Regions from separate parts of the Homo sapiens genome. Here region 1 is linked to region 2. A link is a loop called in an ENCODE intact Hi-C map of the cell type or tissue named here. Cell type or tissue: HepG2. All regions are shown on one strand. Links, peaks and the distances in the headings refer to the core of each region. The heading gives the core; the rest is flanking DNA.

What was found. Peaks named below come from ENCODE experiments on the same cell type or tissue, not always from the same donor. Only the 100,000 strongest peaks of a DNase experiment are listed, where the experiment ranks them.
Region 1: a loop joins it to region 2, with 4 times the contacts of the local background. A loop is called at or near these places in 6 of 110 quality-filtered maps.

Annotation. Positions count from the first base shown.
Region 1 is chr10:102,986,715-102,992,090 of GRCh38, forward strand. All of the region lies in intron 1 of CNNM2 (cyclin and CBS domain divalent metal cation transport mediator 2), which reads left to right. Among named protein-coding and RNA genes, the nearest start is that of CNNM2, 71 kb to the left of the region's middle. In HepG2, for the core only: no CTCF peak of the experiment used is centred there; a DNase peak (open chromatin) is centred at 2,447; H3K4me3 peaks cover 1,059 bases.
Region 2 is chr10:103,051,912-103,057,287 of GRCh38, forward strand. CNNM2 (cyclin and CBS domain divalent metal cation transport mediator 2) reads left to right here. Exons shown (of 8, transcript NM_017649.5): 3 at 2,418-2,555; 4 at 4,884-5,053. Among named protein-coding and RNA genes, the nearest start is that of CNNM2, 140 kb to the left of the region's middle. In HepG2, for the core only: a CTCF peak has its summit at 2,137; a DNase peak (open chromatin) is centred at 2,090; H3K4me3 peaks cover 462 bases.

The DNA.
Region 1 (5,376 bases), core at 215-5,214, 65 kb before region 2:
GCTTGCAGTGACCCGAGATTGCGCCACTGCACTCCAGCCGGGGTGACAGTGCAAGACTCAGTCTCAAAAAAAAAAAAAAAAAGTTTTTATCCTCCAGATCGTAGAATTATATTACTAGAGGTGGTGATTCAGCAGAAGCTGGATAAGCAATAATAGGGATTTTGTGTAAGTGTTGACATATGGGTAGGGTGGGCTAGGTGATTTGCTAATAGTGAGATATTTTGATTCAAGTATAAATTTCAGTAGTTGCAGATGAACACAGAAGGAACAAGCACAGATTTCTGCTGATGGTTAGTAAGACAACATTGCCAAGGGAGGGTGTCCCCAGAAGAGCAGAAAACCTAATATGAAAGCTCAAATTTAAAAGATGGAAGCAGGAAGTAAACTGCTGAAGGAGAATGTTCAGAGGAAGAAAACCAGAGGGTTTAGGGTACAAAGGCTGAGGGTGGAGAGTTTGAAGGAAGAAGAAGAAATTAGAGAACCATAAAGAAAATGATATATTCTAAAGCGGTAGTCCTCAAGGTAAATTGCATGTAGCTGTGCCTTGGGATGCAGTAGGACTTACATATATATATATGAATGAATATGCATATACATTAAGCTTATTATTATTATTATTATTTTGAGACGGAGTCTCGCTCTGTCACCCAGACTGGAGTGCAGTGGCGTGATCTCGGCTCACTGCAAGCTCCGCCTCCCAGGTTCACGCCATTCTCCTGCCCCAGCCTCCTGAGTAGCTGGGACCACAGGTGCCCACCACCACGCCTGGCTAATTTTTTTGTATTTTTAGTAGAGGTGGGGTTTCACCATGTTGGCGAGGATGGTCTCGAACTGCTGACCTCGTGATCTGCCCGCCTCGGCCTCCCAAAGTGCTGGGATTACAGGCTTGAGCCACTGCGCCCGGCCAAGCTTATTTTTATATGGATTTCATGATGTATATATTTTGTAATATATATAATTTATAAGTAAATATAAATTAGGGAGGTGTACTCAACATTTTCATAGAATACATAGTCAAAAATGGTTTGCAACCTCTGCTCTAACAAAAATAAAACACCCTACATCTTTGGTTCAAGATTGTCACCCCCAACAGTTGTGTGAAATGTGGGGCAGGAATTATCACTATTTTCCTTTGGAAATTAAGGTTCCAAAGATAATGAGACCAGAGCCAAAGGTCAGAGTCCACTGTCTTCTCTCTGAGGCCTCAATGTGAAGACCTGAACTGTGGCAGCAGATAATTCTGGAGACCTGTTAATCAGCTGTATGCACCACGCTACTTAATTGATTTAGAAATATTGAAAAGGCCGGGCATGGTGGCTCATGCCTGTAATCCCAGCACTTTGGGAGGCCGAGGCGGGTGGATCACCTGAGGTCAGGAGTTTGAGACCAGCCTCGGTAACCTGGTGAAACCCCGTCTCTATTAAAAATACAAAAAAACTTAGCCGGGAGTGGTGGTGGGCGCCTGTAATCCCAGCTACTTGGGAGGCTGAGGCAGGAGAATCACTTGAACCTGGGAGGCGGAGGTTGCAGTGAGCCGGGATTGCACCTAGTGCATTCCAGCCTGGGCAACAGAGCGAGGCTGTTTCAAAAAAATAATAATAGAAATATTGAAAAGGCGTGGGACAAAGATAGGGTCTCAAGACCCTTACTGTAGTCAGGGGTGTTAATACGTTTTAGACTGAAACCTGTGAATGCTCACAGGTGCAAATGAAAGTGACACAGATACTACAAAAGTGCTTTCGTTTGACCACAAAGAAATTCTATAGGTCTGGGATTCTCAAAGTTTTGACATGTCATTTTAAGAATCTTATACAAAGTATAGACCTTTTCCCCAGAAGTATGCATACACACACATACTTTGGCATACAGTTTGAGTGAATGTCTCGTTCTGCAGCTGCCCTAGAGCATCCAGGGACCTCAGCTCATCATTTGCTAACTTTACCAAATGATGGGTTAAAATTCTCTTCCTTGGTAAAATTCTGCCCACACCCTATCTTTTGGGCACTTAATTATACCTAAAAATAGCATTGAGAAAAGCAGCTATTTCATCCACAATTAGAGAATATTCTTGAGTCCAGCATCAAAGCCATTATGGTGCTTTGATCAATAAGTTTGTTCTCCACGGAAGTGAGGCTTAATGGCTTAGGTGACCGACTAACTTTCTCCTTAGTTGCTCTAGAAGTCACCTGTGAATGAGCCCTTTCAAAGGGAATGATTTTGACTTCTGAAAACTTAAGCAGATTAGAAGCCTTGAGTATAGGATTTAGAATAAGAAGTACTCAGTAGTAACCCTGGTTGTCTAACTACACAGGCTTGTATGATTTGAACTTTTGTTGTTGTTGCTCTTCTGGTTTCCTTAAACACCAGACAGATCCGATTACAATTCTAAATATTTAGTTCTGTGCAAACAGGAACAGCTCAACAGTTCACCTTCACTGAGTAACGTATGTCTATTTAGATAAGCAAACTACTGTTGCAAAAACCCTGGCAAAATGTCAGGATGAGCAGGGGAAACTTTCATTATCTTTTCAGCCATCCGAACAGTTCCCCAAGAATCGGACATTTTTGAGACTTAACTAGTCAAGGTTAAATTACTCATTGTTCAGTGAGTAAATTCTGTCTAAAGACTTAGCTGGGGTCGTCTTTATTTTATTTTTTTCATTCTTCTTTTTTTTTGGAGGTTACTTCAACAAATAAAGTTTTATTTTTATTTAGGCTTTCCTTGTATTTTAGGGAAGAGAAAATATTTGCTTTATGTTCTTAAAGTGAGTTTAAAAAAAAAATGGTACATTTAAAGATAGTTTGGGGACGGGCATGGTGACTCATGCCTGTAATCCCAGCACTTTGGGAGGCTGAGGCGGGCGGATCACCTTAGGTCAAGAGTTCGAGACCAGCCTGGCCAACATGGCGAAACCCGATCTCTACTAAAAATACAAAAATTAGCCAGGCATGGTGGCGCATCCTTGTGGTCCCAGCTACTTGGGAGGCTGAGGCAGGAGAATTGTTTGACCCAGGAGACGGAGGTTGCAGTGAGCTGAGATGGCACCACTGCACTCCAGCCTGGGCGACAGAGTGAGAATCCTATCTCAAAATAAAATACAATTTGGGGTTTCTTAATGCCTATACTCCTTTGTTTAACTATAGGGCTTCTAGTTCTTTAAAGATGATTAGTGATTGTACAAAAGGTATAATATAATAATTATAACAGCCTCTTACTTTTCATATCCATTAAACTTTTTTTTTTTTTTGAGACAGAGTCTGGCTCTGTCACCCAGGCTGCAGTGCAGTGGTGCAATCTCGTCTCACTGCAACCTCTCCCTCCCCGGTTCAAGCGATTCTCATGCCTCAGCCTCCCAAGTAGCTGGGATTATAGGCATGTGCCACCACACCTGGCTAATTCTTTGTTGTTTTTTGTTTGTTTGTTTGTTTTTAGTAGAGATAGGGTTTCATTATGTTGGCCAGGCTGATCTCGAACTCCTCACCTCAGGTGATCCGCCTGCCTTGGCTTCCCAAAGTGCTGGGATTACAGGTGTGAGCCACCGCGCCCGGTTTAAGCCACCGTGCCCGGTCTTAAACTTTCAAGTAGACAGGACACACTGGCTACTTGTGTGCCCCCAGATGTATAGAATTATGTTACTAGGGATGGGGATGCTACAGAAGCTGGATAAGCAATTGTAGGGATTTTGCGTGGGAATAAAAGTGTGGAATGGCTAAGGTTAAACTGGCCAGTTTAAGAAAACTGAAGAGCAAGATGGCTTTAGTAAGTGGTATAGATGAATAGAATCAGAAAAATAATAGAAACAGTTTCTATTAGTGTAGTTCCCAATAGGCATTAAGTAGGAGAATTCTAACTTTAAGCTATAGCAATGGCTCTAAGTCTTCATGTGTACAAAGTTCTTGGAAGTAAAAGTGAAAGGGGTGGGCGTAGAATGAGCCTCATTCCTAACCAGAACACTCATCACTGACCACCTATACTTGTTTTGTAACAGAGTGAAGCGATCTTTAATGCAATTTTGATATTCTTTCCATCCACTCTTGCATTTTGTTCTTTGAGGTGTGAGAGAAGTGTGTATCTGTCCGTTCCTTAATGTACAGTGCCTTGAATGGTTGACGGTGTGGAACTTTAAAGATCTTTGTGTAAATTTACCTTCTGATTTCTTTTACCCCCTGTTCCTCAGCCTACATGGAGAACTTTCACTGTAATTGGAGAGTAGGAATAGTTATCTCTGTGTACAAATGAGACCCAATTCTTACATTTTCCATTGTGGCTGTAGGAAATTTTATTTTATTTTGAGACATTCTTGCTCTGTTGCCCAGGCTGGAGTGCGGTGGTGCGATCTCGGCACACTGCAACCTCTGCTTCCCAGGTTCAAGCAATTCTCCTGCCTCAGCCTCCCGAGTAGCTGGGATTACAGGCGTGTGCCACCATGCCAGGCTAATATTTTATATTTTTAGTAGAGACGAGGTTTCACCATGTTGGCCAGACTGGTCTCGAACTCCTGACCTCAAGTGATCTGCCTGCCTCGGCCTCCCAAAGTGCTGGGATTACGGATGTGACTCGCCGCACCAGGCCAGAAATTTTAAATTTTGAAATGGTGTGCCCCTTCTCTTACTTGGTTCTCTTCATAAAATCCCTCCAACTTCAAAAGGGATGGAAATAATTAATGGAAGCAAATAAGATATTGATTAAAAGGATATTTATTTTTAGTAATATTTCTTTTGGGTTACTTCCTTGCCCCATTTTAAGATTACAGTATCTGATCTTAGGATTTGAACTGTTCCATCTGCTTTCCTCCATTACAGTGCTCTCCTGCTTTTTCATATTTGGCTTGCTTAACTATCAGAATTTTGATTCTTTCATTTCTTAAATTCCATCGTCTGAAGTAAAGCTATACTAATTTGGAGTATCTGAAGGAGTAGAGGGAAGGCCACTCTGAACTAGCATAAGATCTTAAATACAGAGCATTTTTCAAGGAATGTTATATTATCATTTGTACTGATAAATTAAAGACTAGAACCACAATATATTACCTAGTATTGGTCCTTAAGGAATTTGCAATTACCTGAGCCTTGGTTTTGCATGTAAATAGATGCTTCTAAGTGCTTGAGTCTACTTTGAAAGAGTTCTTAATAGTTTAACCAGTAACACTTAGTCTTGGTTATACTCTTATTTAGTAAACATTTTATTTTTTTTCTCCATAGATGGGGTAAAGGTAAATTTAGCTCAGCTGTATGAACTATTACATTAAAGTTTTTTAGAGCAATTTTTATAGCTTTTCTCTATATACATTTGCATTTACATTACCTGTATGTACTATACATACAAATTGATATGTACATGCTGATGTATTAAAATCCCTGAGCAAACTACATATT
Region 2 (5,376 bases), core at 169-5,168:
CGTCAGAGGTCTCAGAGAATATTATTTGTACGTTTACGTTCTTTTCATCCTTCCTCACAAATGACTGTTTAAAAACCAACTGTGGCTGGGCGTGGTGGCTCATGCCTGTAATCCCAGCACTTTGGGAGGGCGAGGCAGGCGGATCATGAGGTCAAGAGATGGAGAACATCCTGGTCAACATGGTGAAACCCTGACTCTACTAAAAAAAAAAATACAAAAATCAGCTGGGTGTGGTGGCGTGCGCCTGTAGTCCCAGCTGCTCGGGAGGCTGAGGCAGGAGAATCACTTGAACCCAGGAGGCAGAGGTTGCAGTGAGCAGAGATCGCACCACTGCACTCCAGCCTGGCGACAGAGTGAGAATCCGTCTCAAAAAAAAAAACAAAAAAAAAAAAACCCAAACCGAGTGTGTCTGTATTTCTGTTTGCCCAGGGGTAGTACTTACCATTAGGAAGGCGATTTACCATTTAGGAGATCCTATGTTTGCACTTCAGTTTTATACAAATGTTAGTTTAACTTCTCTTAAGCCTTGATTGGACTGATCTCATACAGAAGTGTTGCCTGATGTTACTGGCTCAAGATGCTGGACTTGTGGTTTCAGGTTTTTTTCTTTTTTTTTTTTTTAGACTAAGTCTTGCTCTATTGCCCAGGCTGGAGTGCAGTGGTGCAATCTCACCTCACTGCAACCTCCGCCTCCTGGGTTCAAGGGAGTCTCCTGCCTCAGCCTCCTGAGTAGCTGGGATTACAGGCACCCGCCATCACACCTGGCTAATTTTTGTATTTTTAGTAGAGACAAGGTTTCACCATGTTGTTCAGGCTGGTCTCGAACTCCTGACCTCAAGTGATCCACCTGCCTTGGCCTTCCAAAGTGCTGGGATTATAGGCGTCACCGTGCCTGGCCGATTTCAGGTATATTCTTGATCTGGATAGAGATTGGGAGTGACAGCTGTTGCCATTAGAAAATTATTTTTAAATTCTGTATTGATTTCTACTGTCTGGTTCTCAAAAGAATTGAGACAGACAGAAAGTGGAAGTTGCAGTCGCCTTCTCAGGAAAAGCCTAGTAATCAATCTGTTTTGCTTTATGCAAGAAACAATAATGCAGTGACTCAGTCCTTGGGAAGGAGCAAGCAATTGGGGTCTTGTCTTTAAGCTCGTTTTTTCTTGATCATTAATTTGTCTAGAAAAATACTTGAAAGATGGTTTTGCAGGAGTTACCTTCCAGGTCAGGAACTGGTAAACCAAAGCCCATGGGTGCCTGCACTCTGCTTCTGGTGACCTGCAAGCTAAGAGTGTCTTTTCACATCTTAAAATTGTTGCAAAATGGCTAAGCATGGTGGCTCATGTCTGTAATCCCAGCACTTTGGGAGGCTGAGGCAGGAGGATTGCTTGAGCCCAGGAGTTCAATACCAGCCTGGGTAACATAGTGAGACTCTGTCTCTACAAAAAAAATTTTAAAATTAGCTGGGCGTGGTGGCACACACCTGCAGTCCCAGCTACTTGGGAGGCAGAGGTGAGAGGATCACTTGAGCCTTGGAGTTGAGGCTGCAGTGAGCTGCGATTGTGCTGCTGTACTCCAGCCTGGGCAATAGAGCAAGAGCCTGTCTTAAGAAAAGAAAAGAAACCAAAAGAAGAACAATTACTTTGTGACATGCAAAAATTATATGCAATTCAAATTGCAGTGTTCATAAAGAAAGTTTGATTGGAAAACAGCCATGCTCCTTCATTTTTCTAAACAGCAGTGTGGAGACTATGTAGACCCACATAGCCTAAAATATTGACTCTCTGGCCCTTTTCGGAGGAAGTTCGCAGACCTCTGTCCGGATCCCATTCGTATCTGCTTGACCTTGAGGATCTCATGGTCTGGAGTAGCAGTGAAGCAAACATATTATTAAAACACTGCTCTGCGAAAGCATTCATGTTTGTTTCTTAAGGGGGTTTTGTTTGTGTGTTGTCTTTCAGCAGAGGGAAGGGGCCTCTTACAGGCAGGGACACTCCTCCCTTGTGTGTACACAGTGGTGGTCCTTTGCTGGAGGATGGTGACATTGAGCAACAGTGGACTGTGCACTCCAGGCTGCGCGCCCTGTTGCTGTGTGCTTCTGTGGGTCTTGTGAGAGGCTCTGTCAGCATTTGCCTGATGCTGTGCTCACAAGGGCCCTCTACAGACCTTCCTGAAGTACATTCACTAATCAGGCTGCCTGCGGTCACTCGCTGCGGACTGCGTGGTGCCCAGGCCGCCGTGCTGATTTGATGAGGATCTGGCTCTCCCTCCCTCCTTCCCCGTGGCATCTGTGCATAGAGCGCCTGCATCTGGAAATACAGTCCAGCTCTTCCAATATATTTTGTCTTTTTCATTCAAAAAGAGCCCTCATCTCATGGGATGCATTTCTTTTTTTTTCTCTCTTTTAATTCCTCCCTTAGCTGACAACAGAACGAAAAAGAAAGTGGCTCACCGGGAACGAAAGCAAGATTTTTCTGCCTTTAAGCAGACAGACAGTGAGATGAAGGTTAAAATATCACCACAGCTCCTCCTGGCCATGCACCGTTTCCTAGCAACAGGCAAGTGCAGCTTATCACAGTTTGAGATCTCTACCAACCCTGAAGCGTGTTTCTCACCCACCACTGACTGGGGTGGGTTGGGGGTGGACACTGGGAAATGGGGTGATAAGTAATGCCACTTTTGTGTTTTGTTTTTTTTGTTTTTTTGTTTTGTTTTGTTTTTTTCTTTTTAAATTCTCTCCTCTCCTATGTTCAGTGTCGGCATGAACCCTCTGAGACATTTACCAGGGGTGGACCAGTAACTTAAAATTGGTCTGAAAGGTAAGGATGAATGTTAGTGCCACACTGCATGTGTACAGTAGGCCAGGCCATCTCCTTCCAGCTAGGTCCGTGGGAGAGCCAGCTGGCGGAGCAGGCTGATGGTGCCAGCCTGGCACCAGCTTGTTTGATGGACAATTGAGTCCAATCTCTCTTCAGCTTGTCCTGGAAGCACAGTTGGACATCAGTGGTAACACAGGGGCTGTGATTTGCAAAGAAGAAAACTAGGTTTTCACAATTAAATCTTTATCTTTTATGATTTTAATGAAATCAAATTCTAAGAACTTTGATATGGATTTCTTGATGGCCTCCTCAGATCAGATTAACTCGAGTCCATTTCAGGAGGCAAGTGTTCATGTTGTTTAAACCACCAACCCAGCCGGCACTGACTGCTCCAGAGAGGTCAAGGTTGAATGGACTTAAGATACTGACCAACCCTTCTCCCATCCCCAGATGCTCTCCAGGGTTGAGCTCTGGTGGCCAGGGGAAGTGTGAGAAAGTCTAAAGCATCCAGTGGCTTTAGAAGACATCGGTGTCCCTGATAGGCAGCCAGTGCCTTTCATCTGCATGCAGTAAACTTAAACCATGTTTAAAAGAAGGCTAGCCGCAACCACATGGTGGAATGCTGTTTAACTCTTTAAGGTCGTGTTCTCAGACACATGGAAATGCTCACAATATTATATTTATCACATCAGAAAATATAGCTTAATACAAAGTGGGGAGAAACAGAATCTAAAACTATGTGTACATTAAGATTAGAGTTGTGTTTTTGTGTGTACACACATGTATACATGAGCACACGTGCCTGGGCATGGCACTGGAAAGAAATGCTCACTTGATTGCTCAGAATGGTAATCTGAGTGGTTGGCTTATAGATAAGTTTTTCTTTCTTCTTTCTTTTTCTGTATTTTCTAAAATTCCTGTAATTACTATCTTATTACAAAAAAGTCACAAGTTAATACAGAACTTACAGCTTTCATAAATACATAATTAGAAAATAAAAGAACAGACGATGTCTTTCACTTATTATTCTTTTTCTAATTTTGATAATACTGTTCCTCATTTAAGTACCACAAATTAAAACTAAACATCTAGGCCGGGCATGGTGGCTCATTGCCTGTAATCTCAGCTCTTGGCGGGGCCAAGGCAGGCTGATTGCTTGAGACCAGTCTGGCCAACATGATGAAACTCTATCTCCACTAAAAATACAAAAATTAGCCAGGCATGGTGGTGGGTGCCTGTAATCCCAGTTACTCGGGAGGCTGAGGCAGAAGAATCACTTGAACCCGGGAGGTGGCGGTTGCAGTGAGCCGAGATTGCGTCACTGCACTCCAGCCTGGGTGACAGAGTGAGACTCCTTCTCAAAAAAAAAAAAAATTTAAATTAAAAAAAAAGAAAACTAAAACTAAATCTCCTACTCTGCTTCTGAGATATCATAGAGTCCAGTTGTAGGATAGCACCCTTCAGTCAGTAATTTTTGTTTTTGTTATTTAAAATAAAATTGCTGTCTTTGTAAATACTTTTGAACATTACTTTTTTTTTTTAAATTAGCATGTTGATGTGTGCACATGCCCTGCTCTTATTTCCAGTCTCGACCCTCTTTGTTCCCCACATTCCTTGGGGTAGTTGAGTGGGAGAGGGAGACGTGGGGCACCTGTGTGTGTGCGCTGGCACTAACCGCACCTGATGCTCCTGACCTTGGCTTCTTCCTTTGGCTGTTGGTCGACAGTCAGGCTGTTATGGCTTGTTGAGGGGCATCCCCCGCACTCAAGGAGCCCGCTTGCCGTTGATTTTCGTTTCTGTCAGTGAAATTAGTGTACTTTTATGAGGACTGAAGTCAATGATGGGTTGAAAAGGAAAGAAGTAAAAGGAACAAATGTGAGAATTCAGCACTTTCTAATTTCTCCCAGGTAATCTGTCCCCAGTGGATCACCAAACGGAAGCCTCGTCCATTCAAATGCTATCACTTTGATTCCAAGTATTCTTATCTAAACACCTCAATTACTATTAATAGTATAATTTTTCTCTCTCTGTTTGAAATGTAATATCAAGTTGTGTTTATATCTATAGAAGTAGAAGCATTTAGCCCATCCCAGATGTCAGAGAAGATCCTTCTAAGGCTGCTAAAGCACCCCAATGTCATCCAGGAACTGAAATATGATGAGAAGAACAAGAAAGCCCCCGAATACTACCTCTACCAGCGCAACAAGCCAGTAGACTACTTCGTTCTCATTCTGCAGGTCAGAAGAATTATTCAATAGTGGTTTGCTCTCACTGAGTATCCATCTTTCAGTTTGGTGTAAGTGAATGGGTGTCACCGTGTACATACTGAACCTTTCTATAGGGGGTAGCCTTAGACATGGGAGAATTTTATCTTCCTGTTTTCATATCTGTAAAGTAATTCTAATATAAAGCAATGCCAATAGTTACTTTAATTTTCAATACTAAAAGGTGCTTAGTAGGCTCGGTGCAGTGGCACATACCTGTCATTCCACCACTTTGAGAGGCCAAGGTGGGAGGATTGCTTGAGGCCAGAAGTTCAAGACCAGCCTGGGCAACATGG